Regions from separate parts of the Homo sapiens genome. Here regions 1, 2 and 4 are each linked to region 3. The links are chromatin contacts, found by Hi-C or POLR2A ChIA-PET in ENCODE. All regions are on one chromosome and are shown on one strand. Each heading gives the region's core, a stretch centred on a gene start or an enhancer-like site at or near the end of the contact. The rest is flanking DNA. Distances are from core to core; before and after follow the strand shown. Region 1 holds the start of CFAP299 (cilia and flagella associated protein 299). Region 2 has its middle 13 kb from the start of LINC02469. Region 3 holds the start of ANTXR2 (ANTXR cell adhesion molecule 2). Region 4 overlaps LOC107986294 (a long non-coding RNA gene).

The links. Hi-C counts contacts between places; a loop is a spot of excess contacts on that map. ChIA-PET counts read pairs that join two places held with the same protein, here RNA polymerase II (POLR2A). Pooled maps may share reads with other maps.
Region 1: a loop to region 3 is called in a map of endothelial cell of umbilical vein, with 3 times the contacts of the local background. The contact joins the promoter of CFAP299 here to the promoter of ANTXR2 in region 3. A Hi-C loop is called at or near these places in 2 of 168 maps with a recorded cell type or tissue (K562 and endothelial cell of umbilical vein) and 6 of 50 pooled maps. POLR2A ChIA-PET finds 5 or more read pairs at or near these places in 1 of 52 experiments (GM12878).
Region 2: a map of endothelial cell of umbilical vein shows a loop between it and region 3 (6-fold over the local background). The contact joins the enhancer-like site here to the promoter of ANTXR2 in region 3. A Hi-C loop is called at or near these places in 3 of 168 maps with a recorded cell type or tissue (IMR-90, ascending aorta and endothelial cell of umbilical vein) and 4 of 50 pooled maps.
Region 4: a loop to region 3 is called in a map of sigmoid colon, with 2.9 times the contacts of the local background. The contact joins the enhancer-like site here to the promoter of ANTXR2 in region 3. A Hi-C loop is called at or near these places in 2 of 168 maps with a recorded cell type or tissue (breast epithelium and sigmoid colon) and 5 of 50 pooled maps.

What each region holds. Positions count from the first base shown.
Region 1 is chr4:80,333,996-80,341,132 of GRCh38, forward strand. CFAP299 (cilia and flagella associated protein 299) reads left to right here and starts at 1,735. Exons shown (of 6, transcript NM_152770.3): 1 at 1,735-1,884. The coding sequence starts at 1,774. RefSeq lists an enhancer at 1,727-1,876.
Region 2 is chr4:79,647,340-79,654,040 of GRCh38, forward strand. No RefSeq gene overlaps it. Among named protein-coding and RNA genes, the nearest start is that of LINC02469, 13 kb to the right of the region's middle. Within about 2 kb of position 3,097, at least 2 of the 41 ENCODE cell types and tissues checked have a DNase peak (open chromatin) inside an H3K27ac peak, as active enhancers do; they include endothelial cell of umbilical vein, where a contact is called at or near this core.
Region 3 is chr4:80,071,056-80,077,824 of GRCh38, forward strand. ANTXR2 (ANTXR cell adhesion molecule 2) reads right to left here and starts at 2,174. Exons shown (of 17, transcript NM_058172.6): 1 at 1,354-2,174; 2 at 528-599. The coding sequence starts at 1,505. RefSeq lists a silencer at 1,464-1,623 and enhancers at 1,804-1,913, 2,244-2,523, 5,294-6,493.
Region 4 is chr4:79,618,628-79,625,524 of GRCh38, forward strand. It overlaps LOC107986294 (a long non-coding RNA gene), which reads left to right. Exons shown (of 7, transcript XR_007058155.1): 7 at 4,601-4,849. Among named protein-coding and RNA genes, the nearest start is that of LINC02469, 42 kb to the right of the region's middle. Within about 2 kb of position 4,549, at least 2 of the 41 ENCODE cell types and tissues checked have a DNase peak (open chromatin) inside an H3K27ac peak, as active enhancers do.

The sequences.
Region 1 (7,137 bases), core at 485-2,984, 260 kb after region 3:
TAGCCTTACTGTGAGGAACAAGGATAAGTTTATGAATTTTCTTGATATTAATAGAGAAGCTGATTTGCTGAAAATCAGCCTCAGTGTTTTGAGTTAGAAGACATTTCTAGACTCATTGACTGAAAATAATTTCATGATTGTTTAAATTTAGATGCTGTAGAGATTACTTCATCAAAGAGATGTTGACCAAATGGCAAATTTAATGAGGTTTCTCTAAAAAATGCACAATCACAATTGATATAATAGAACAATATATAGCCAAACCATGACCTCACATTTTACTAACATATAGGTCCTTTTCATTAAAGTGCTCTAGTTTAATAAACCCAAACATTCTCTAGATGCTTTACTGTTTCTTAAAAGTGATGAAATCTTGATATAGGAGGATTCTTCTGCCTCAGCTTCCTGAGTAGCTGGGATTACAGGCGCCCACCATCATGCCTAGCTAATTTTTGTAATTTTAGTAGAGACGGAATTTCACCATGTTGGCCAGTCTGGTCTTGAACTCCTGACCTCGTGATCCACCCACCTCGGCCTCCCAAAGTGCTGGGAGTCACTGTACCTGGCCTATTATTACTTTTGATGGGTTACCAGTGTCCAAGGTTTTATCTCCTTTTTGTTTTCCCAAATTCAATAATTAAATTGCATTCAAAAATAAGGCCCAAAATATCTTTAAAAACATGTCAGAATACATTCATTAAACAAACAAAAAAACAAGTTAGTAGCATCCTAAATATTGTGTCTATATCACTTAAAATTTGCAAGTCATGACATCCTAATTTTTAAGATGAACTTTTTAAATTAGGAAAGCTAACTGAAATGAAGTATCTTACCAGATGTTTTCATTAAAATTTTGTTAGCAAATCTGTGAAAATCTTCAAGATGAATTAGAAACGTACTTACAGAGCAACAATTAAAGGCTTAGCATTGTATTATATGCTAATTCCCAAGGATGGTTTGTAAAATATTAAAATCCAAAGATTGGTTCTGAACATATTTTGCCAGCTGTTGTGTTGGATTACTTTAAATTCATATTTTAAAAACACAATACTGTTCTGAAGAAAACAAAAAATCTTTAGTGAAAGACTTTATTTAATAAGATTTCACAGATATTTTATTCTTTAAAAAGGGCAGCTTCAACACAGCAAAATTTTTCACTGTGCTAAAATAGTAAAATAAGTGCAAGAACTTGGTGCCAAAAAAGGTCTGCAAAGACATTTTTTTGACTGAGTTTCTTTCCTTTGGGAATTTCATAAATTGCTTCTTGTACACAAACATTAGCAATAATTTACCTTTGTTATAACTTTAAAAATAATTTAACAAAATCATTATTTTATTATTGTCGTTGTCACAACACCATTTGATATACTTGTTTTTGAGACAGTCTTTTTGCAAAATGTCTCGGTATTTTTGTCTTGCATAACATTGTTTTAGAATGCAATTGGGAGCTAATTCCTAATATTTTGTCTAAGTATGTAGGCAGTGTCATACTTTTTAACTTTGGATTGCAGTTTGCACCTCTCTGGTTGCTCAACAGTTCACTGAAGCCTGAGTCGGTGGATGGGTATCCGACCTGAACTTGGGTGGGTAATTCCAGAAAGTTTTCACAGGAGTGAGGCAGAAGACAGAAACTGCAACAAACCGCCGGGGGGTGGGATTAACGTCCAAAGCTCACACCGGCTTCAACTGATTGGCAGGAACGAAGTGGGTGGAGCCTCCTGACCCTGCCCTCCTGCTTCCGTTGCTAGGGACGCTTCGGCCGAGGATACCGCAATGGATCAGGAAGAGGGGCTGAAGGCCTTGGACAATATTGTCACTCAATTCAACGCCTATGAAGATTTCCTGGACTCGCAGATCACTACTGTGGACTTGTACTACCTGGAGGTAAGGGCGGAGCGCGGCAGAGTAGCCGCCGCCGCGCGTCCCTCGGTCCCTCCTCGAGTTCCCGCTTCGTGGGCTGGTCGCCCCCTGGCGCTGGACAGCTCAGCTGTCAGGCGCCGCGGTTTCGGGACCGCGACACTAAAGCCGCTGGCGAGGTGAATTGCCGCGTCCTTACCGCCCCGCGCTCCCCGGTCCGGACAGAACTTGGGCCCCTAGAGTCACCCAGCGCAGAAACGCGCGGGCACACTCACACTGGGGAGCCATGAATTTGTGCTTCTTGGCCTCCCCTGCCTCCTCCCAGCCCACTCCCATTCCAAAGCCGCTCTCTGTGAGGAAGGAGGTCTGCTGAGAAGTCTCCGGCTGTGATCTAGGACAGACACCTGTTTCTCTCTGCTTTGCCAATTGGTATATTAAAGAACAGAAGATGGCATCTTTACACCAACCTAGTGTATTTGGTGTTATATTGGGCGTTTGGGTTCATGAACTTCCACCTCACACTAATTGATTCTGAAAGTACTTTAATTACAGAGACGCATTACAGGTAGTTGTGCAGACATATTCCTGATTCAAGTTTATCGAGTTGATGATCACAACTAACTTTGATAGTAAAAATATACACACAAAAAAGGAGCGAAACTGGACCTAATGGGTTGCTTTCCTCTGCCCAACAGCCAATCCCCTCCCCAGCTACCCCCGCTGCAGGGTGGTGGGGGACAGAGTGGAGTTCTTGTCCTGTGCCACGGGAGAACCCGGACGCGCAGGAATTAACAAGTCATCAGTGCTAGGAAGCTGGGAGGCGGACGATGGCTCCTAAAGTCCCAGTATATTCCTAGCCAAACTTCCCGGATAGGCCCACTGAATGGACACTCACCTGGAGAGTCGGCCGTGCTCTCCACAGGACCCAGAAATGCCTTATCCCTATTTAGGCCAGAGAGAACAGGCGCCACTATGTGGTGAAAAGCCACATCAGTCTGGGAAGGATTTGCATCCTGCCACCAGCTCCCCACACTTCTGAACTGCAACAAGGTAACTGCATTTTAGTGGATTGACACTTTTGGACTTCAAAGATTGGTTACAGAGGCATTTCACTTAAATATGGATTACAGGTTTCAAAAGTGTTATTCTTCAGTACATTTAAAAAATAAATGTAGGTGGTATTTCCAATATAGCTCCTGGCTTCAAAAGCAAAATTTTAAAACATTATACAGATAATATATTTAAAGTCATAAAAGTCAGTTTATGCCTTGCATCCAAGACACTGAAAAAGTAATGCTGCTAAACAATGTTTACATCTAAATTTTTGAATGTTTAAATAAACAAAAAATGAAATATACGCTATAAACATCTTGATAGACTAAAATCATCTTTGTAGCATATGTGGAAGATTGGCAAATTTAAACCTAGTATTATTAAGAAAGGTTTTAATATTTTTTAAGGCACAGTTCTTCATGTGAGTATGGACCTAAAACATTAATATTAATTACAGATGTGAAATTAATAATTTGTGTTTCATCAATCAGAATTTTTTTTTTTTTTTTTGAGATAGAGTTTCACTCTGTGGCCCAGGCCAGAGTGCAGTGGCCCCATCTCGGCTCACTGCAACCTCCGCTCCCCAGGTTCAAGTGATTCTCTTGCCTCAGCCTCCCAAGTTTCTGGGATTACAGGTCTGCACCACCATACCCAGCTAATTTTTGTATTTTTAGCAGAGACAGGGTTTCACCATGTTGGCCAGGCTGGTCTCGAACTCCTGACCTCAAGTGATCCACCGGCCTCAGCCTCCCAAAGTGCTGGAATTACAGGTGTGAGCCACCACACCCAGCCCATCAATCAGAATTCATTAAAGGTTTCCAAAATGGAAGGTGGTAATTATATTTGGGGAAATGACAAAGAAATTTACTTTTATATTTGGCATTGATTAAGCTTATTTTTGTTGTACTTTCATAAAAAGTAAGATGAAGATTTAGTTGAATAATGATAATTAGACAGGTATATATATGTTTACATATATATGTATATATTTGGATTGATTAGTGACAACTTTTAAAGTGCTATTATTTCTAGAGATCTACATTCTCAAATACTTTCTGTGGATGTAAGTTCATTGTGCACTTAGGTCACACAGAAACAAGTAGACTCCTCAGCATTCTTTCAGTAGTATGGCAAGCATGTTTCACAAATCATGGATCATGCTAAGTGAGCTGATACTTGTGCTTTTCCTCTCTCTCTCTCTCACACACATCATCATCATCAGTAACTGACTTTGATTTGAATGGAACAACTTTTAAAACATTTTATTTTAACTAACAAAATTGTCGATATTTATCATATACAACATGATGTTTTAAATTATATATATTGTGGAATGGCTAAATCAAGTTAACATATGTATTACCTCACATAATTATCATTTTTTTGTGGTGAGAACACTTAAAAATCTATTTTCTTGACATTTTAAAAGAACATAATATATTGTTATTAACTGTAGTCACAATGTTATACAAGAGATCTCTTGAATTTATTTGAATGAAACAAATTGTAAACTGTAAATTAGAGGTAGCATGTTTAGTTAGAAGAGGCTAGAGTCACAAGATTTTTTTTTGGTTCTAACTCTGCAATATTGTGTTTTTAATCAACTTGAAATTCCATTTTTTACCTACAAAATGAAACAGTTGGACTAGATTATTCAAGTTTCCTAAAGTATATAAAATGTTATGAGTTATCTATACTTTCATCTGATTATCTGTACACCCATGTATTTATCCAGCCACCTTTTTAGTCGATAATCCTTCACCAAGCGCCTGATGTAGTGGATATTGCCTACACTGCTAAGAGTTTAAGTAAGAATCTATTCTAGACTTGACCTCAGAAACCTAAGTATATAATGCTTACAGTCCGGTCTAAGTTTTATTTATTCAGCAAGCATTTTACAAACATTTACTATCTTCCAGGTACTCTTGTATTGTGTAGTATATTCTGCTCCCAAAAGTTTTCAGTTAATCTGCATAAAAAGTTAGTACCAATGATTGACATACAAATAATCATATAATCTGTGCCAGATCCATTCTGTGCCCCTGGACAATGACCTTCACAGTCATTAATCAGGAGCTTTTGGCTTTGGGTTGGTTTCAGCCAATAGGAGGTACCAACTGGAGTGCAGGGGGCTGGAAGGAAGTGGTTAGATAATTTATTCCCTGCCATCTTCCTACTGTCTGTGGTTTAGAAGCAGCTACCTTCCTTAGGTTTGGCCATCTTCTCATTCCATTAGCTATAGCACTCTCTCCAGGGTCTGGCAGCACTCCCTGCTCTAGGAATTGCTTCCTCCCTTATCTTCTTTTATGCCAAATGGTGTTAATGGCTTCCCACTGTTGCTAACCCAAGGATGCTTCACGATCCCATGTTGGTTTCCATTAATTTTGCCCGTATCTTTGTAAATAGTGCTTTTATTCTTTTTGGTCGTGAGTTTGCCAACAATTTGCTGCCATTACCCTGACCACAATATAATTATTTAACATCTCAGATCACAGTAAGTACACAAATAGTGTATGAATCTAATAACCACACAACTTTTTACATAATGCTTGCTTAGGAAGAAAGAGAAATGTGGAAAAAAGGAAACTAACCCCAGTTAATTATTTGATAAGCTAGAGAGGAGTAAGGTGGCTCAGAAGAATAAAAGAAGCACTTTATGCTATGTACACTGTGCTTTGCTTATTTTACTGAATAGCTTCAAAGCATCAAAAGAAATGCATCACTGTATCAGCAATTAGATTTTCCTCTGCTAACCCAAAGAAATATATTTGTTCTGGGAGTTAGTATTATCTAACCTAATTAACTTAATTCCCTAAATCAATATAGAAATAGTTGAAAAGTTTTGGCAAAATTATTACAATATAATTTTCCAGGTTCTTTCTTAGTAATTCTTCTATTTAAATAAACACAGGCCCTTTATTTTAATAAAGGTGCCTATGACCACTGGAAAAATAAAAGTCCTAATTAACCTGCTTTTCTCAGGTAAAGGATCAAAGAGTGTTGGAATTATTTAAAATGTCTCTGACTAATGGATAGCAGTAATGGCTAAAGTATTTACAGAGATAAACAACATGGAGTTTCACTTAGGGCATTGTCTTCCCATTATTTATAAAATAGAAATGGGGAGGGGCCAAGATGGCTGACTAGAAGCAACTGCAGTCCATGGCTGTCATGGAGAAGAATGAAAATGGAGAGTGAATTTGGCACCTTCAACTGAAATATCCAAGTTTTCACTTTGGGACTCACTAGGCAATCAACTCGACCCATGGATAATGAAGAAAAGCAGGGTGAGACAGAGCCAAAGGATCCCTCATTCCCAGCCAAAGGAAGCTGTGAGTGATTGTGCAACCCTGCCTTGGAAACCACACTTCTCCCACAGATCGTTGCAACCCACAGATCAGGAGATCCCCTCAGGAGGCCACTTTACCAGGGCCTTCCATCCAATACTCAGAACTGTGCAAAGTCTCAGCAGAGTAGTCACTCAGGCTCACACAGAGGCTCACACAGAGACCCAGGAGTTTTTCAGTCTCCAGCCTTGGGAATCCTGACAAGGTGGGAGTTTCATCCTTATATTCCTCTAGGAGATTCAGGGAGTCAAGCAGTGTCATTCTGCAGGCCCCACTTCCCTTGCACCTCACAAGCTAAGACCCACTCGCTTAGAATTCCAGTTGGCTAGTGCAGTAGACTGGAGACTGCCTAAGATGGACAAATTCCCAGGGGGACAGGTGGCTGACATTTTTGCAGATTGGGCAACTCAGTTCTAGCCTTCTGGCTCTGGGGAGTCTAGGTGGCCCTGACAGGAGGAGTCCCTCACCCCTCACAATGCAGCACAGCTGCTGTTCCAGAATGTGGCCATAACACTCCTTTATTTTATTTTATTATTTTTTTTTTTGGAGTTTCACTCTTTTTGCCCAGGCTGGAGTGCAATGGTGCGATCTCGGCTCACAGCAACCTCCGCCTCTCAGGTTCAAGCAATTTTACTGCCCCAGCCTCCCAAGTAGCTGGAATTACAGGTATGCACCACCACACCCAGCTAATTTTTGTATTTTTAGTAGAGACAGGGTTTCACTGTGTTGGTCAGGCTGGTCTTGAACTCCTGACCTCAGGTGATCCACCCGCCTTGGCCTCCCAAAGTGCCAGGATTACAGGTGTGAGCCACCGTGCCTGGCCCAGACTGCTTCTTTGAGTTAGATTCCAATCCATTCCTTCCCACTGGGCAGGGGCCTC
Region 2 (6,701 bases), core at 1,847-4,346, 420 kb before region 3:
GCATTAGTCTCAAAACCGGGAACATTTCCTTTGCTATTATGAAATTATAGCCCTGCAAAGGACTTCCAGAGCTTAGCTTTATGCTTTTAAATATACCTGCATTTAAACCATCACAAATCAAAGAATATTTTATTTTGCGTTTAGTTGTCTATCCTTATTCACAAAGTATTTTTAATTATTTAATATCACTTACATTATTATATTACATTATAATATTATTATCACATATTCACATTTAAATATATCTTTTTAAGAAACGCTTCAATTTTGTCTATGACACTGTACCAGGCAATTTGGATACCATGGAATAAGTTATAAAGAGTATACAAACAATGTAATGGCAACATTAAGTGAGAATTTCCAACTTAGAAGCCAGGCACTATATATATTTATATTCTCTAAGTCCTACTGCATTGAATTAGAATTACTATAATTATAGTTATTGAATTAGAATTATATAATATTTTACATAGCTATATTATTAATAAGATGTTATTATTATTGCTATTGTACAGGCAAAGTAACAAGGCAAAGAGAGGTACACTGATTGCTCAAGGTCACAAAGCAAATTCATGAAGCATTTCATATTTTTTGAACAGTACTGTATTTTTGAAAAACACAGAGCATAGACGTTAAATCCCTCCCCCAGCACTCCCCGACTCCCATTCTTCAAGTCTCGACTCAAATGTTGCATACTTCAATCCCTCAGGCAAGATTAATTACTTCTCTTTCTATATCTCCACAAAACTTCGTTCATAACTTCATCACAGCCCTCATAACATCAGATTATTTTAAATTGCATGTATCAGTCTATTCCACTAGAATATAAGTGCTCAAAGGCTTGACTTACTTTGCTGCATGAATGAAAGTCTCCTTCTGCAAATTGTGATGATGTGTTGTTTAACATTAGCCAGTTTTAAAATATTCACTTATTCTTGTCAATCACTGTGCTAAGTTGCTGATGATGTAACAGTAAGTCAAGACTGTAATGGTTCCTGCCTTCCAAAGGTAACACCTAGTAGGTGATACAGATAATCAAAAAGACTAATATAACATAGTGTGATAAGTTTAACAATTATAATGATGATGGTGACAATGATGATAAGTTAATAGTTAATAGTTATTGAGTACTTTTATGTCCCAGGCCTGGTTCCAAGCACTGCACATGTATTATCCAATTGAATACAACTCAGTAACAGAGGAAGTACAGAGTACTTTCATAGAAGTCAGGAAGAGGACACTTAACTAAGACTTTAGAAGTCAGTGAAAGCTTCCTTAACAAAGTGATTTCTAAATTAAGAGCTGAAAAATGAGTAGGAATTAGGAAGGCGATGCGGGATTCCAGGGGGTGGGAGGGTGGTGACAGAAAAGTATGTGTGTGTGTTGGGCAAGGGTTAAGGAAAGGAAAATATTTCTAACAGAAAACAAAGGCTAATCAATAGATGTATATAAAGGATATTGGGCTTTCTACGTCTAAGTCAGACTATTGGTATCATGGAGCTTAATTCTTTTGGAAACAATCACACAAACTAAAAACTGGACCAGATCCATCACCCTCATTTTACAGATAGGAGCGCCAAATCCCAGTTCGAGGAAATGAGTTCCCCATGCCATGCAGTGTCATTGGCAAGAATCGGGTCCCCAGACCAAGCTCCTTCCGTGATATCATGCTGCTGCTCTGTGGACTGCTAAACGGTTTCTACTTCAACCAGCCAGCAGTAAATGCACACAGACAAATAGCATGTTTTATTATTCCCAAACACCATGTTCCAGCTCACGTTCCTCTCTTGATTTTTATTCTGCAAGAAAAACATAAATTATGGAATATAATAGCACATAACTGCACTTAATCTCTAAACAGACTTGATCTAGAAATTCAATCTTCCTCCCAATCTTCCTCTCAACACATTGGTTTCACCTTGAAAATGTGTCATGACTTTTTATTGTGTAGGCTATAATTCCATCTTAATCATATTTCTAATGGGTACTCTTAGTTGACTCTTATTTTGAGGTAGTTTACATTAGTTGCAAGTGCACGGCTTTTGAAGGCAGACAGACTGGCGTTCCAGTTCTGTATCTGCCATTTACCAGATGTGCCACCTCAAACCAGTCACATAGCATCTCTGCATTAGCACCTAACCTCATGGTGCTCATGTGGGGATTAAGCGAGAACAAGCCTGTAAAGTGAAATGCACAGTGCTTGGCACATGGTACATTTTGAAAACATGTTGACTTGTGAGATACATTTTTTTAACATAAAATCATAAAATTATGGTTAAAAATATCACCTGCTCCAACTCTTCCATCTTACAGATGAGGTGTGTAGACTGGTAAAGTACTTTAAAAAAAAAAACAAAAACTTTTATTTTACATTCAAGGAGTAAATGTACAGTTTGTTACGTGAATATACTGAGTGATGCTGAAGTTTGAGGTACAAATGATCCCATCATTCAGGTACTGAGCATAGTACCAGATAGTTAGTTTCACAACCCTTGCTCCTATCCCTCCCTCCTTTATGTCCATGAGTACCCAATGTTTAGCTCCCACTTTTAATGAGAGCATACAGTATTTGGTTCTCTATTTCTGCTTTAGTTTGCTTAGGATGATGGCCTCTATCTGCATCCATGTTGCTGCAAAGGATGTGATTTTATTCTTTTTTATGGCTGCGAAGTATTCCATGATGTATATGTATCACATTTTGTTTGTTCAATCCAACATTGATGAGCCCCTAGGTTGGTTCCATGTCTTTGTTATTGTGAATAGTGCTGCCAAGAGCATGTGAGTGCATGTGTCTTTTTGATAGAATGATTTGTTTTCTTTTGGTTATATACCCAGTAATGGGATTGCTGGGTCAAAGGTAGTTCTATTTTTTAGTTCTTTGAAAAATTTCTAAACTACTTTCCACAGTGGCTGAACTAATTTACATTCACACCAATAGTGTATAAGTATTCCATTTTCTCCACAGCCTTGCCAGTATCTGTTTTTTGACTTTTTAATAATAGCCATTCTGACTGATATGAGATGGTATCTCTCATTATGGTTTTGATTTGCATGTCTCTGATGACTAATGATGCTGAGCATTTTTTTCATGTATTTGCCTTGTGTGTCGCCTTTTGAGAAGTTAGACTGGTAAAGTGTTACCAAAATGAATTATCCAATTAGTTCCCACCACCAGGCTATGAATTTTGTAAAAGCATGAATTTCCTCGATTCTGACATCTACCACTATGAAAAACCCTTAATAAGTATAAATACATGTTGGTTGAATTATCTAATTATTTAGTGGTTGAGCAAAGGCTACAACTCAAGCTTCCTGACATCTAGTTCTGGCTTTTTTTTTTTCCAGGAAAAATTAAGGTAAAATAAGAATCCTTGATTCTTCAATTTGAAAAGTTTGTTCTGGGGAAAATCTGGTCCTGTGAATTTCAAGTTATTCTATGATGCTCTAATATGTAGCTTTTCATTCTGCCTGGACACAGTTGATACAAATTCACATGAATATTAAATAGTTGGGAAGGGAGTAGGGACTTTCCTTTAGCAATTAGGAAGTGAGACAATGCTTTAGTGTGAATATCCTGCTGGGTGGTTGATATATGGTATGACTCAGGCACTGTGCTTATGCATTTTAAATTGCTTTCTTTACAACTCTAGTCTAGAGGAAATATCATGTCTGAGCCAAACTGGGACAGGGCATTCCAACCCAGTAAAGTGAAACTGAGAAATCTCAAACAGGCACCATACTCCTTGAACTTGGCTACTCTAATTACGTAGAAATGAATTTCACGATGAGCTCCTCTAACATACTGTACTTATGAAAAACCAAAAGCATATAAACAGAGCGTGAACAAATGTTATTTCCAAACCCACTTAAGTTGCTTAAGCTGTGGAGCTCCTGGCCCTAATTTTAGTAGCAGCATTAACAGCTGGTGGAAATAATGCCATGGTTTGTAGATGTGAAATACCATAGAAACCTGATCAGTTTCTCTTGATGAGGTAACATCAGACTCACAATAAATAAGTGCAAGTTTTGTGGTTTTTTTGATTCATCTACTTAAGAAAAAGCAGCTATTATTTTATGCCAAAAATGTGAGCAGTGGTTCCTACTCTTCCCTTTGCTATTCCCTCTTAAGTCAGTGATAAAATATACATGGAACAAATTATCTCAGTCTGCCAATTATGGTTGGAAGTATAACATTATCCTTTAACTTAACATTTATGAAGCAATTTGCTATAGAAATAGGGGTGATGTGATGGTTTTCAGATGGTAAACTGTGTTAACTGCTTGAAAATGCAAACAATTTAGGAGCTGACAGGTTCAATTCTCAAGTAGAGGAGGTGCATTGTGATGTTTGGCATTGGTTAAATATTCAATCATTCCACTACCCTGTCTGTGGGAAATATGCTAATGGGTTATTGCTACAGCCTTTGAACTCCCAGGGCAAGTGAAGCCCAGAATTCCATAGCCCTGATGCCAGTGGGTGTGATTACATTTGATGGATGCAAATAACCTTGGCTTTAATATCTTGATTGATCTGGAATGTATTAAGGAGGAATTTTTATCACACAAACAGAATGCTACAGAATCAAATTCTACTCTAGAAGTCCATTCTGTTTACTCTCACTAATGCCTACTCTCATAGATACAGATATGTCTCCTGACTTTTCTTATTTTATATTAACAACACATATTTTAGCTCAGCCACCACCCAACAAATTAAAATGAGTCCTTAAAAAATAATACGCTTTAATATATCCCATTTTCCAGCAAACAAAACAAAAATGAAATAAAAATAATAAACCTCTCTTACAGAAAGTTTTTAAAAGTTTTTAATTCTAGGAAATTTTATATTTTTAAAGAAAGTACAGCCAAAGATCTGGTTATCATAGACAATAAAAACACAAGTTAAGCAATGGAAGCAGACTATTTTTTCCTGATTACAAAAGAAAGAAAGAAATCTATGGCATGTAGTAATGTGTCCATGTATCTAGTTCACGAGGTTCGTGACTCAAACTGGAAAGTTCACTGAAGAACAGGCAATCATTTTACTGGATTACGCTTTTGGATATGTTTGGATAAGGAAGCTGAGCAAATATTTTTAAATATTTAAGATAAACTTGGAATGTTTGACACAGTTGAAATTTGAGCTTTATTACATGGGCTCATAATAACAGTGAGAGTTTTTCATTCCTGTTCTGGTCTGTGTACATGTTGCACTTTTATTTTTCTTTAGGAGGGATAGGGTACCCAAGGAAAGGAGGGAGAAAAACAAACGGAAATAGTGCACAAAATGTCTCCATAGAAATATAAGGTGTAGCCTTTGTTCTTGTTTCTGTCAAATAGTGAACTTTTTGGTAACATAATAATTATGTTCATATTCTTACTTTATTGCAATCCCACAGTAGCACTGTGTGCAAGGTGCCCTTTACAGATTAGTCTTCCTCAATCAGACAACTGAGGTGAATAAATATGTACAAGTTATTATTAATGCTGAAAATCTCCTCTGGCAGCCCATCTCTTGTTTGGACTGTTTTTGGTTGGTCTTCATTTAGGGATAATGTACTGAGCCAGGACACAGGCATAAACATTAACACTGGCACTGCAACCTTGCTGGCTTGTACTGTGCTAGAATTTATGAGGTCTCTTCCTAGAATTAAGACTCCAGTAGTGATTTAAACCAAATTAATCACTCTGGCCATATTGGTTCAGTTCAACTCTGGAGTATCTTAACTTGGTTAGTGATGCATTTACCAGCAATTAAAATAAATACAAGAATATATATTATTCTCTCACTAAGAGGCAAAACTAGTAAGCATAACATAACGTAATTGTTGAGTTGCTCAGAATTGTCATCAGCCCTTTACTATTTTAAATATCTCTTATAGTTAAGATGCCAGAATCTGTCTATATTATAAAATATATTTATTATATATAAATAAATATATTTATAATATGGTTCATATTTATAAAACATTTATATTTAAAAATTATTAACCATCTTTTTATTAAATGTAATATTTTAAACTAATTTACCTGAAAATAAAATTTAATTACCTATAAATACCAATAATTCTATAAAATAAATGATTTTTCTCTGTCTTCTTCATAACAACCAGCATAGAGATTTGCCCATATTTATATGAGGAAAAAAAGTGGGGCTGTTGAAGTAAAACTAACATATATTTTAAGTCTCTTAGCTGCTAAGTGTTGCCACAATAATGCTGTGTAACCAACCACCCACAACTCAGGGGCTTAAAACAACGATCACTTATTCTTGTTGACCTGTGAGTTCTTTTCTGAGCTCCTCTCAATAGCGCAGGACCTTATGAAATGCAGCTCATAACAATCAGCACATTTTCAACTTTCTGCTTCAAAAGCTCCTTCTCCAAAGCTGGCATTTCAGTAGTTATTTATTTTATTTCTTCAGCGTAACCACAGGTGACAGTCTTACCAAATGTTTTGCCACTACATAATATTTTTTTCGGCCTATTCTATAAGTTTCTTTGCTCTCTGTCACTCAATTCCAAAGCCACTGGCAAATATTTTAAATATTGGTTATGTCAGTACCCCACTTTTAGGTACCGATTTCTGCATTAGTTAATATTTCCACAATAATACCACTTAGAAAATCACTCCGCAATCCAATGGCTTAAAATAACAATTATTTATTAACTTTTGTGTGTTTGTAGGTCAGCTCTGGCTTA
Region 3 (6,769 bases), core at 924-3,423:
TTAAATTTTAAACCAACCACACACCCACACATTGTGTAAACACAAGTCGTTGCTTTAAACACACACACAAGTGCCTTTTCTGGTAGCGGGTTATTAACACATGTTCATTTGAAGTTTTCCAACACTTTTTGTTTGTTTTAATGAGGGCCTCTATAATGCTAAGAAATGTGTGGAAAGAAAAATATATTATGGATACTATTCGCATAAAATTTATTTTTTTAATGTGATAAATTATGAGAAAGCATAACTGAAATTCAAAACAGATGAAAATTCGGAAAGAAAAAGACATTTGGAATAGTATTTGAAGATGCTTCCCCAGAGTCTGAGCCAAGTTTCTGGGATCCAGATGAAATAAGCCCTCAAGGACTGAAGGGCTGTCCTAATAACAGCATGTGTGCAATACGACCTTGAGGCACTTAAAAGTAACATTTCAGGAAAAGTTTTTCCTATAAAAGGTTTCAGAAAAGGGAAATTCTACACTTTGCTCTACTTCTCCACTGCCTAGAAAAGTAAAGTAAGAAAGATACCTCACAAATCTCTCCGCAAGTTGCTGTACGAAATTATAAATTTCAATCCAGTTATTTGCCACACTCCCAGACCTGAAAGATGAAATTGAACTGATCAGAGAAACAAAACACGGAACTGAAAAGTAAACATTTTGAAATGGTTCCTTCTTCAATGCCACGAACATAGGGGCACCTGGCCTCTTTTTCAAGCTAAGTAAGGGTATCTGTAGCTGAAACTTTGGTGGTACCCAGAGTTAAAGAAGTCAGTCCCAGAGCAAGACTCCGTCAAAAAAAAAAAGAAGAAGAAGAAGTCAGCCCGTTTTCTGGGGTGGGTAAATACCTGCCTAATTGTTTAGAGTGGAACCCAGCTCTTCAGAGTAAACACAAAAGCCTTTCTTCGCAGGAAATGCAAACCACATTGGGCATGTTAACCCTAGGCTTTTCCTGGCTCCAATGAAAGCGCTATGATTAGGATAAAACCAGGCAAACTTTAGCCTGCGTACGAGCAGGGTCGAGGAGGTGGGTAAGGACTCTGTGGCCGATGGAGCGTGGCCCGCAAGAGGCCACACTCCCATTTCCCAAGAGGCCAAAAGACTGGCAAACAGTGAATACCCCAACTCCCCAAAGAGCCAAGTAGCCCGGGGCTCCAATCACTACCCCCGACCCGGCTGATCTCCGCCCACACAGATCCGAACGCGCTTGCCCTTTGAAAGAAGACAGCAACAGGGCACCCCTCCGCGGGTTTCCAACACCACTCCCCGGGGTGCGCACACGCATCTCAGCCTCAGCCCCAGCTGATCCAGTGCCGCCCTCACCAGGAGACCCTGGACCTCCCTCGCACACTCACTTGTCCAGGACGAAGTAGAGATCAAAGGCTCTTCTGCAGGAGGGCTGCTCCTGGGCGCGCAGCAGCCCCCCGGGACCGCTGAGCACCAACAGCCACAGCCCGGGGAACAGCCAGCTCCCGGGGCTGCGGGCCGGGGACCGCTCCGCCACCATCCTGCGGCCGGGGGCCTGAGACTCCCTCCCGCTCGCAGTCCCCTAAGCTCAGGAGGGTCGCAAAGGTGGCGGGAGTCACCCGGCACGCACTCTGGGGTGGGGGGCGGCGAGCAGCTGAGACGCCGGCGCCTGCGGCAGCGGGACCCACCAGCTGACAGGGAGGGAGAGAGGGAGGTCCTGAGAGGACAAAGGGAGTCTCCGCCACCGCCGCAGCTGCCGCCGGAACTCTTGACGAATCCCAGTGGAAGCGCGATCCAGTCCTCCCCCTCCCGATTCCGGAGAGTTCCTGCAGACAATGCGGGCCCACGGCGACAGCTCGCGAAAGGAGTTCCTCTCCGGCCTGGGGCCGAGCCTCCAGCGCCCGCCTCGGACCCGGACCTGGAACCCACCCCGCCTGGAGGGCTGAAGTCCCCCCCGCTGCCGTGCGCTTCGGGACAAGGGGTCCCTGGGACGCGGCGACGGCAGAACAAACTAGGAGTGGAGACTCTTCTCCTCCGGCGGCCCCAACTCCCTCCGCACTCCGAAACTTTCCTCCCGGTGCTGGACTCTGGCACTGCGCTGACAGGCCGTCCCCTTTAGGGGAGGAGGCTAGCTGGCCCTGGGACTCCCGGCTGGAGAGAAGCCACGCCGAGGGCAGGAGCCCGCTCGGGCCGGGTCTGGGCTGCGTGTGTCAGTGTGCGCCTGGGGACGAGGGCGGGGCCCCAGCTGAAGCCTCCGAGCCACACATGCACACTTGTGGGTTCCTGCCGAGTTGAAGATGACTAACGCTTGCCAGATTTGGGAAAGGGAAGAAGGAGTTTAGAAAAACAAAAGTTATCTAGAAACTAAACATACCCGTATGTCCTGCAGGCCTGGCCTATTTTAGCAGCTGTGCTAAAACAGCCCCCATGCGTGGTTCACAAACCCAAGACTAAGGATTCCATGGGAGGTGACGGCCTCCTCACTCCTCACTCCACCCCACCCCTACTACCACAAACACTCTTTATGAACTTCCTCTTTTTCTTCTAAAGAAACCTGCTTAGTTTTTTTTTTTTTTTTCTTTAAAAAAAGCCAAGCCAAGGAAAGGCCGGAGTGGGGAGTGGGAGGGGATAGCAGGCCTCTTTGGGAGTGGAAAGTTGTACCTCAAAATATTTCAGCCCACTGTCATTTCCCTGCAAGCTCCAGTTTTGGAGAATTTCAGCTTTGGGCAAGCTAGGTCTCCTTTGCAAAACTTGTGCAAGCACTCAAGTTTGTGCACAAATCCTCTGTCTACTAGTTCTGCTCTCCCTCCTCTCTCTTCCCCCCACCTCCGTGACTTCCGCCCTCCCTTAGTCAAAACTGGCTTTTAGAACCTAAATACCTTTTCATTTTTAACAAAATCAATGCTTTATGTAGTACTTACATATACATCTCTTCTGTTTGTTGCCATATGTATTTAACTTTTCATTTATTATATTTGATATACAACCAGATATGTCAGCTCTTTGAAGATAAAAATTAGTTACTTTAACAAAGATTCATTGAGTGCCTATTATTTGCTAGGCACTGTTCCAGAAGTGGAGGTTAGTGCACAGAACAAGATAACAAGCCCTTGCTTTCATGAAGCTGACAGTCTGGCTGAAGAGTGAAAACAGACAATAAGAAATAAATACATAAGCAAGGAAAAAAAATGTCCATATTGGAAAGGTGGCCTGTAGAAATTTAAAATATTGTGATGATAAAGAATGACAGACTCAGTGACTAACAAAAAAGACCCAGTCATTCCAAGAGCTCTAAGGGGAAACATTTGGAGTTACTGCAAAGGTCCATAGACATTAGCTTAGCATATTCAAAAAAGAAAAAAAAAAAACTGTGTAGCTGGAGCTTTGCAGGTAAGATGATGTAAGACAAATAGGCAAGGGCCAGATTATGTGATGCTTTGTTTACTGAGATAAGGAATTCAGATATTTAATATTGAGTGTGACAGGAGGTTATTAGAGGGGTTTAAGCCCAGGAGTGGAGTGGCAGATGAATTGATATGATCTGTGTTTTTCAAAGATCATTCTGGCTGCAATGAGACAATGAATTTGGAGTTAGCAACAGTGACAACAGGGAGAGCAGTTAGGAGACTATTGCAGTAGCAACATGTTGACAAACAATCCTGAGGTTCATAAATTTGGAAAGGAGAACTTCATTTCTTATAAAGGGTTACAGCTGCAGGCTGGACATCTTGACAGGCTGGGAAGTGTAGCCTCTGGCAGAGACAAAAAGCAGGCACTTTGAGGGAGGAAAGGGTGGAACAGGAATTTATGCTAAATGAGTTGGCCAAGTATACATATTCAACAGGTTATAGGAGGAACTATGAATATTTCTGAAGCAAGGGGTACATGAACTATGCATATTTCTGAAGCAGGTGGGTTAAGTTTCCACATCAAAGTGAACATGGGACATATGCAACATGCATGTTTAGTAAGCAAACATGAATAGTAAGCAAACATGCAAGTTGCATATGTCTCATGTTCACTTTGAGGTGGAGACTTAACAATTAAATGTATTATAATTAGGCCCTATATGTCAAAAGGTGAAACAGAAGACATGAAGGCACTCAGTGCCACAGCCTCTGTAAACCAGCCAGAACCAGTCTATGGTCAGTGGTCTCTTATCAGGAGAGTTATTAAAATCAGTCTCTTGTCCAGTCAGAGCTGTAGTTATGGCTTGTGGAACAGGGGTAGGGGTGGAGGATTAATTAGTTAGTGTCTTGCAGTCAGTAAGATGCAATTGTTTCAATATTGCTTATCTGGAGGCCAGTGTTTGTTTAGATGCTAGAGAAAAAGAAAACCCTTTTGGCAGTTAGAATATAGTTTATTTTTTAAGTGTAGGAGTGTGTGACTTGACCTTTGCCTGGCATGGTCTTAGGTCTTGTTTATAATTTGGTGTCTTATGAACACAGAGTACATTCTGTCAGTCTTATCATCTCTATTTTAACAAAGGCAAAATAAAATGGTACCTTGGACCATCATCACTATAGCAACTAACCTGAGAATTATGAATGGATGAAAACTTCAATATATACCGGCAGACCTCCATTTTGAAAATATGCTCATTACAAATGTCAAACATTGAATGGAGGGTGGCTAACATCCCTTCTCACTCTTTGCCAACTGGTCACTTGGGGATGGAAATTCCACCACTATCAACTGCATCAATCTGCCACTTTTTACCTGATGGAGTGAGGAAGATACTGAGGGGCAAGGGGCTAGCTAGATGGAAGATAACTTTTACTTTTGTAAGAAGGAAACATACAGCCTTCATAATTTTCAAATAATTAAGCACTAGAAGCAAGTCCTTAATTAGTCCTGAGACTAATTAAGAAAGTCCTTAAAGCACCTTAATTCTGTCCTCCTTGGCTTCATCTTTTCTTGAGGTTCTAAAATACTGATTACTTCTGCAGCCCTCCAGTCTCCAGGTATGTGTTGCCACTTCTCATTTCACATTTTGGTCCAACCTGAATACATAAATCTCCCTGACTTCCCATAAGAGAACTGAAACAGGCTGACATTTTCAGGAAATTTGTATCAACAGCTTGTTCATCTTTCAAGGTTTTGTATTCATTGCTGGTTGAAACTGGTTTCCATTTTCAACTTTAATCTTAAGACAGAATCAAAGATATTATATGCCACATCAGCATGTTATTGAATAAAATCTGGGGAAAAAATGTATCCCCCCAAAAAAGTGACAATTGGTTTCATGTTAGAAGGAGACAGAAGGCAAAGAAATATGAGACATGATACTAACCATGTACTCTGTCCTCCTAAGGAAGTATTTTAAACTCACATTTGTTGGTTTCCTTTATCCCTAGTCTTGACTAATTACCTGCTCATCTTCTGGGACTTCCCAAACTGGTCTAAGAATCCATCTTGTCCTAGGTTCAAACTAAAGCAAAATACCTCAATTTAAAACTCATTCTTCCTCAAAATTTCCAGGCCTTCTGAGAGTACTCCCACTCAGTTCTTCTTTCTTGAGTACAAGGCTGGCAGAGAATATTGACATACCAGAAAAATAGTAGCACTTTTTTGTTTATCTGTTTGCTTGGGTAAAGAATTCATCCCAGTCCTGGAGCATTTTGCATCTCACTGACTTGCTCATGTAAGATCTACAGCAAAGCAAAAAATGGCCTCAGACCAATAACTAATCAAATCACTTTCATTTAATAAAAATTAATCAGAAGATCATTAATTACTGGGGCAGCCAAGTGTCCTAATTTGTCACAGACTGAGGGGTGTCTTCAGTCTCATGGACATGGGACTTTCCATGCTAAAACTAGGGCAGTCCCTGGGATAGTTCCTGGCAAGCAAAACTGTTGGTCATTCTTTTCCTAAGCAATAATGAGGGAAGATGAAAGCAAAAGCAGACATGAAAATCTCTCCAAGCCATGAAAAAGAAGTGGTAGCAACAGCAGTACTTTCCCTTCTTCATCAGTGAGAGCACTCTGGGAATTGTATCAGCTGGAGAATAGCCAGGTAAGGTTTCAAACTGACTTTTGTACCATGACAGTCATGCTGGGACCCTGCTTAACTTTCAATCTGACATCAAGAATGGGAGGGATAATGCAGATTTTTTAAGAGAGAGAGAGAAAAAGAGACTCTATACTGCATTATGTAGGTAAATAAATCTAAAAAAGTCTCTTTTATCAAATTATTTGTATTTCCACTGAATTATTTGGCTTTACAATCCATGAATGCCCCCACTCTTTGAAAATTATTCTTTGTATTAAATCAAACTTCTTAATAAATAAATAAATCAAACTTATTAATAAAAATGCTAATGAACCCCAAAACATGTTAAATTCATTTTAATGCAGTTAGAATAGCTTGAGATTGACACTTGATGATTTAAAGTCTTCACTAGACCCCCCTCTCATTGTCCTTTTTTTCCTACCTGCAGAGCTCCAATGGACTACACGTTAAATTATATTTAATTACTTATTTACTGGTCTTTTATTATACTTAATGAATGTTTACTGATACCTACTATGTATCAGGTAATGTTTTAAGCACAAATGTTAGACTTTCTATTCTCAAGCAGTTTGCGTTTTCAATCTCCTGTCGTGAATTTATTTCCATCACCCCATACCCCAACAAATAAACTAACAGAAAGGCAAATAAGCAACGACAATAAAAGTATTCTTTATGTGTAAAAAATTATATAATCTATATTATTTGCAAGTAGACATCTTTTGTGGCATACACGACTACAGACGTGACTCTCCCGGAAGTTGAGTACCATACTGAAAATGATTCATATTC
Region 4 (6,897 bases), core at 3,299-5,798, 450 kb before region 3:
TTTACTTTTTTATTTTGTATAATATAATAATAATAATATTTACTATTTTTAATGTATAGTTTCAAGTTTTGACAAATGTAGTCATGTAACCACTGGCACAATCAAGAAACAGAACAGTTCATTTCCCTCCAAAAATCCACTCATGCTGCCCTTTTGTTGTCAAACCCTTCTGCCACTCTTGACCTCTAGCCACTACTGATCTACTCACTATCCCTGTAGTTTTGCTTTTTTCATATAAATGGCTATAGAATGTCATATAAATGGAATCAAACAAGTTGTATCAATTTGCCCACAGATTCTATCACTTAGCATAATGCATTTGAGTTAAGATTCATCCATGTGGTTGCATGGATCAACATGCATACACACACACACAGACACATACACACACATATATGTATATTTATAAATGATTGGCAAAATATACCATATGTTTGGTATTTTTGAGAATGCCACCGAATGGATACACCACAGTTTATGAATCACCAGTTTAAGTATATTTGCATTGCTTCTAGTTTTTGGAGATTATAACTAAAGTTGCTATAAACATGCATGTATAGAGTTTTGTGTAAATAAAAGATTTCATTTTTACAAGTTGGACTGTTGAGTCATGTGGTAAGTATATATTTAATTTTATAAGAACCTGCAAAACTGTTTCTAAAACAACTACCATTTTGCATCCCCACAAGATGTATACGAGAGTTCTAGTTAATCTAATTCTTCACCAGCACTTGATATTGTCAACATTTTTTAAGCTATCCTAATATATTAGTGGTATTTTATAGTAGTTTTAATTTGTATTTTCTTAATAATTGAAAATGTTGAGCATCCTTACTTCTGCTTATTTGCCATCCAAGTATCTTTGGTAAAATACAAATTCAAATCTTCTGACTATTTTTAAATTGTTTGTTTTCCTACAGTTGAGCTTAAGAGTTCTTTTCATATTCTTGATACAAGTCCTTTGTTGGATGATTAATTTGAAAATATTTTCTCTCAGCATGGTCCTGTCTTTTCATTCCTTTAATAGTGTCTTTTTGCAAAGAAAAATTTTAATTTTGGTGAGGTTCTATTTATCATTTTTTATCATATATAAATGATTCTTTGGGTGTGATTTTTATCCATTTAAAAATATGTTTTAAAACATTTGTAACCATAGAATACATGCAATTTTTATTCTCTGTTTTCATTGAGTATTATATCAACGGTACCTTTTAGTGTTATATACTTTCAACAATCATTGAAAAAATAACATAGTTTTCTGTAGAGGATAATACTCCATGGATTTATTCAGCATCAATGTATTAAATGCCTGTTATGTACAGAACATTACAGAAGCAAGCAAAACAGTAATGGTTCTTACCTTCATATTAAGCTCACATTTTATTACAAAATCCTCCAAAATTGCTTTATCTATTTCTTAAAAGTGCAGACTATCTAGTCCTTTCCCTGATTTAATAGATGTGAGGTGCAGCCCTCAAAATTTTTTTACAATTACCTATAAGTCAAATTTCAATAACATTAATTACATAGACATTAGTAATATTATACAATGTTTCATAATTATTTTAACTTTATTGAATATTTAGATCACTTTTGTGTTTTTCTATAATAAATAATTATGTTAACAATGTCCCTTCATTATTGTTAGCAAAGTCCATCAACACAGGTGTCTTAGTTGTGTTTTTATAACAGAGTACCACAGACTGGGTAATTTACAATGAACAGGAATTTATTGCCTCATGATTCTGGAGGCTGGGAATTCCAAGACTTGGGGGGCTGCCATCTGATGAGGACCTTCTTGCTACATCATCCCATGAAAGAAGTGCAAAGAGAGAGCAAGAGGGAATAAGAAGGGACTGAATGCATTATTTTATAAGAAACCCACTTCTGTGATAATGACTTTAATCCACTAATGAAGGTGGTGCCCCGTGACCTGAACACCTCCTGTTAGGCCTCTCCTTTCAATATCACTGAAAGTTAATCATTGGAAATTAAGTTTTTAACACATGAACTCTGGTGGACACATTCAAACCATAGCAACTTGGCAACAATAAAGATGAACAGTATTGAACTGATAGAGAAATCCACATACATATGCACTCTATGAAAACAAATTACATTGTGTTCTGTGCAACAACTGATAACAGCAAGGTCCAGATTGCTTAAAAAGTAGGTATAATCTTATCTTTGCATGAACCCAACTTGAGTCTACATTTATGGAAATAAGATAGCTTTTTTGAGTGTGACTACTTCAGATAAACAGTATGAATTACATTTATGTTGTTTTCCTGAGAATGTCTTAAAGCATTTTCAGAAGGCTGGAACTATCTGGGAAGATGAATGAAACACCCTGAAGGATCACAGAAATTTTGAGCCAAACAAATGATGTTCTTTTCAACCAAAGTTGTAGCAGCTGCACTTTATTTAGTTCTTTGAACTTCTAACTCTATTCTCTCCCTATAGGAGAGCAGAATACCCAGGAAAGTTGACAAAATATACATGATTATTGTGATTGGGGCCAAATATGAGGAGTTGAATGAAACATTAATACAAACCCATCTTCTTCAGTGACCTTAGCACTGCCTCAGGTTTTGCCAAATTAGTACATGTATGACCTGGTTATTGGTCTTTTGAAACTCGAAACTTCTTAACTGACTTAAAAGAATCTATCTACACAGAATAAGAGTAAGAGTTTGAGTAAGAGCTTGTTTCTTACTTCACACAAATATGCATGGTGAATCTTTCTAGAAAGAAATGACCAAATTCCAGAATTTCAGGATCAGTATAATACAATACTCAAATAAATGATGGATGGGTACAGTGTAAGTATCTATTTCTACTAACTATAAACTTTGAAGAGGCATAAAAATAAAATGTGGTAGGTTTATATAAAGAATATGTGTGAAAAAATATATGCTCAATAGCTGGTTTCCATATCTTAATTATTATGTCCAACATACTGCAAATTTTTAAATAATCATTTTCACCAAGTTCAAAGAACTCTCTCAAGTTCAACACTTTGGAAAGCACAAAAATATTTCCAGTCTTTCAATCATGAATTTCAGCCCTTGTACCCAATTTTTTAAGACAAAGACACAGTCAAAAGCTAACAAACTTCTACTAGTTCTTAAAATATGAAAAACACTCAACTCACCTAAGGGAATGGAGAAAGAAACTATTTTTATTATATACTGGGTGTCAGTAATTTTGCATGGTTCTCTCATTTTACCCATACAATACTCTTTCAAGGTTGACGTAATCATTTTAGGAATGAACTAAGTCAGAGTAACCTTGAAGTGAAGCTTTCCTTAACCTTTAACATTTTGTACCTCCAAAGCAAATGTAAAAAGCAATCTCTGTTGATGGGGTAGAATCAGGTGATCTCATGAATATGTTATTAGTTGGTGTCAGAAATAAAACTGTAAGAAGATGCCATACCGTTGCAATACTCCTTGCCTACCATTGAAAGACACTAGAATAATGAACAGAATACTCAGTGTTTGCAGGATGAATGTGTCTAAATGATTGCCCGTAACACTTGAAAAGGAACATGATCTTCTTGATCCGTCTATCCACAAACTAATAATTTCTCTCTCTCTCTCTTAACTTTTATCAAATAAATACTGTGAAACTGGTCTCTTAATCCACATTATTATTAATACTTTTAAAAATCCAAACAGAATTTTGTGATTCCTGATTTACAGATGAGGAAACTAAGCCCTGGAGATGTGAAGATAATTCCAGCAGTCAGTGGCAGAGTCACGATGTTCATCTACCTCAGCTGAAATAAAAATCTATGCCATTGCTTTTGTGCTATTTCTTCTCTAGATGGTTAACAATTGCTCAATCTGCAATCTGTGTTACACTTTCCACCCTATATTTTTACATTTCACCTCAAATAGACATCCCTGAAATTCCACCTGAAACATACTTTTCCTTTCTTATACTTGGCATGTCATGTCTGCTCTCCAGGTTGGTATCTGATGAAATCTCCCAGTTTTACTTTAATTGGCATTGGCAACATGCGGTCCCTGATAAAAAGCATATTTTCTTTCGAGATTACAATCATCAGTTGGGCTCATTTTTCTTGGCCCCTCCATCGAGCTGAACTTCTTTGGAAAAAGAAACAGCAGCTTGTGGGTTACTAAATGCCAGAGAGCTGAACTTAAAAAAAAAGAGAGAGGAAAAAAAATCACAAAGGAAAACAACTTAAAAATACATTTAGAAAGCCTGCGTGCATGCATGCGTGTGTGTATGTGTGTGTGCATGAGAACATAGACTTGCATTAATCACTCAGTTCACATATGATATATATGCAGAACTAGTGTGTGTATGCAAAACTCTTAAAGGGCATGATTTTTATCCATAGCCTATTTATTCCAAACATAGCTAAATGAGGAGGCCAAATATAGAAAGTGATGCTCCAGGGGCCCTACAGCCTATATAGAATTTAAACTCAAATGATTTGCAAAATCACTACTAAGACAGCTTGCTCATACTGTCAGCGTGCCAGCACCAGAAGCTTGTCGTGTATTTTTGTCTTGGCAGATGCACATTCTGTTATAAAGGTCTGTTCATCTGATGCCTTCCTTGTTTTCAGGTAATGCTCAGCGCCTTCTTGCAGAGGGAAGAGTGAGCCTGTGTCGCTTCTCCATGTCCTGGAGGAGACAGTCTGCACTCAGACTCTGACCATGTGCTGGTGTCCTGGCTTACCTCCATTAAGAGTTCATTTCTGCTCCATAAAACTACAGGTCACGAGTGCTCTCATTCCTTTCTTTTTATATTATTCAATTTTATTTCTGACATTTGCCAGGGCACAGGGAAATAAACCAGTGTTAGTTAATATCAACAATGACTCCGTTTCTTTAAAAATCACCTGAGGTTTGAGGAGGTTGTCTTTTTTTTCTTTTAGATTAAAACATGGTTTCCCAAAACTGATTAGCATAGTTTTTAAGCCACTCTGAAGTGTTTGTTAGGCTTCGCATGCTGGTCTCCATATGCCTCTTTTCAATTACATGTGCCGCCACAAGTATGGCTAAACGAAACGCTTCTTTAAAAACAGAAAGCAAACTGTTAGGCTTTGTGCAGTGTAACTAGTTAGCGTGCGACATCTCAAACTGCCCTGATTTCATCACCAAACTGCTAAATGTTCTGTTTGCAGAAATAGCCATTAAAATGTATCTTAAAATTAGATGCTCTGTCAGAATTAAAGGGGAGACAGGGGAACTGGAAGGGATTAAAATAACAGGAAATGGAGTTTAGACCTTGGTTGTCTTGGAGGCTATCTGTGGAAAACTTTTCATTTTTTGGTGGTAGCAAAAGTAATAATAATAATTCTGTTTATTGAACACTTCTTATGTGTCTGGATGATTGAAAAATCTTCAAGTTATGTCAATTAATTACCAATTATTAATCATTACAGCCACTCTATAAGGTAAGTACTATAATTATACATATTAGGAGACTGCAGCAGTGAGATTTAGTAATTTTCCTGAGGGCATGCAGGAAAGTGGTAGAGCTGAGACAAGACCAGGTACTATAGCTACAGGGTTTACATCTTATTTTGAGGTTAGTAGGAGGAACATGTGCTGGGATTGTATTAGGAAGCTCCTTGTTTATCCACACTTGTGTTGCTGTACACTGGGTTATATTACTAGATTATAAATGCTCTTGTATCACCCACTAAGATGCCTGCCATGTATCCGATTCTCAGAAGATGTTTGTGGAATGAATGAATAGATGAATGAATGATATCTTCCTTTTAGGAAAATGCTATAAGTAAACCAATTTGAGTGCAAAATGAGACATTATTTGGACAAAACAAACTAACGAACAAAAATCAACTTGTGGAAAAATCTACTCAGCTTCTCATTTACTCTTTTACTACAGTGAGAGGCCTTGTACCACATGGTGGGAAAACACACGTAATAATTCGACAGCCAACTGAAGCTCTAGTACTAAATCCAGGCTAGCCACAGACTCACCACTTGATTTTATTTGGTCACTTCAATTTGGGCTTCAGTATCCTTGTTTGCTTAATAAGGGCATTTATTTGGAAAGCAACCTCTCTTAATTCTGATGTCCTACGGTATTTTCAAACAACTGAAATTAGAACTCACTTTTTATAAAAAGTTTTTCCTGAGTGTCCATGGAGTGGATCTAATTTGTGTATTTATGACCATAGAAAGTGCTTCTTTCATCAATGCTAAAAAGGTACATGGTCTCTAAGACAGAAGGAAAGATAGCTTATTTTTTTAAAGTGAGAGAAGTTACTTAGAGAATAGTGAAAATTGAGTTTAGTAATGTTTAGTACATACTAGAAAAGCCTCAAAAACAGGTTTGCAAAAGTTATTAATTCCCACAACACAGTGGAATGCTTTGGAATTATCATCAAATTTATTTATTTTTCTTTTATACAATGGTTGTTTCTGAAAATTTGTATATTTAAATAATAATAAAATTAATGATATTTTAAAAATATTAGGGACATTGATTACTTTAATGTAAATAAATACTATTGAGAAGAATCTTTGGATAAATGCATTCTCAAACTTTAAGGTTCTGTTTAAGTGAATTTCTACTTAGCAAATAAAGTTGGGATCTGGAATAACACAAAATCTCCAGGTCCCATATCTATGGTAAACATGAGGAGCAGCTTGAATATGGTTTTATTTACTTCTAGAAAATAGATTTTGAGTTACAGGTATACCTGGTCACAGGAAATCCAGACACATGCAAAACCAGATTTATACATATGATAAATTATTTTAAGGGTTCTCTGAACATCAATGCCATCATCCATCAACATGAAGCTGCTTCTGCAAATGTGCACACATTTCCTGAAAGGATTTATAATCCAGCCAATACGGTACATTTTGAATGTGTTACAGAAAGGAC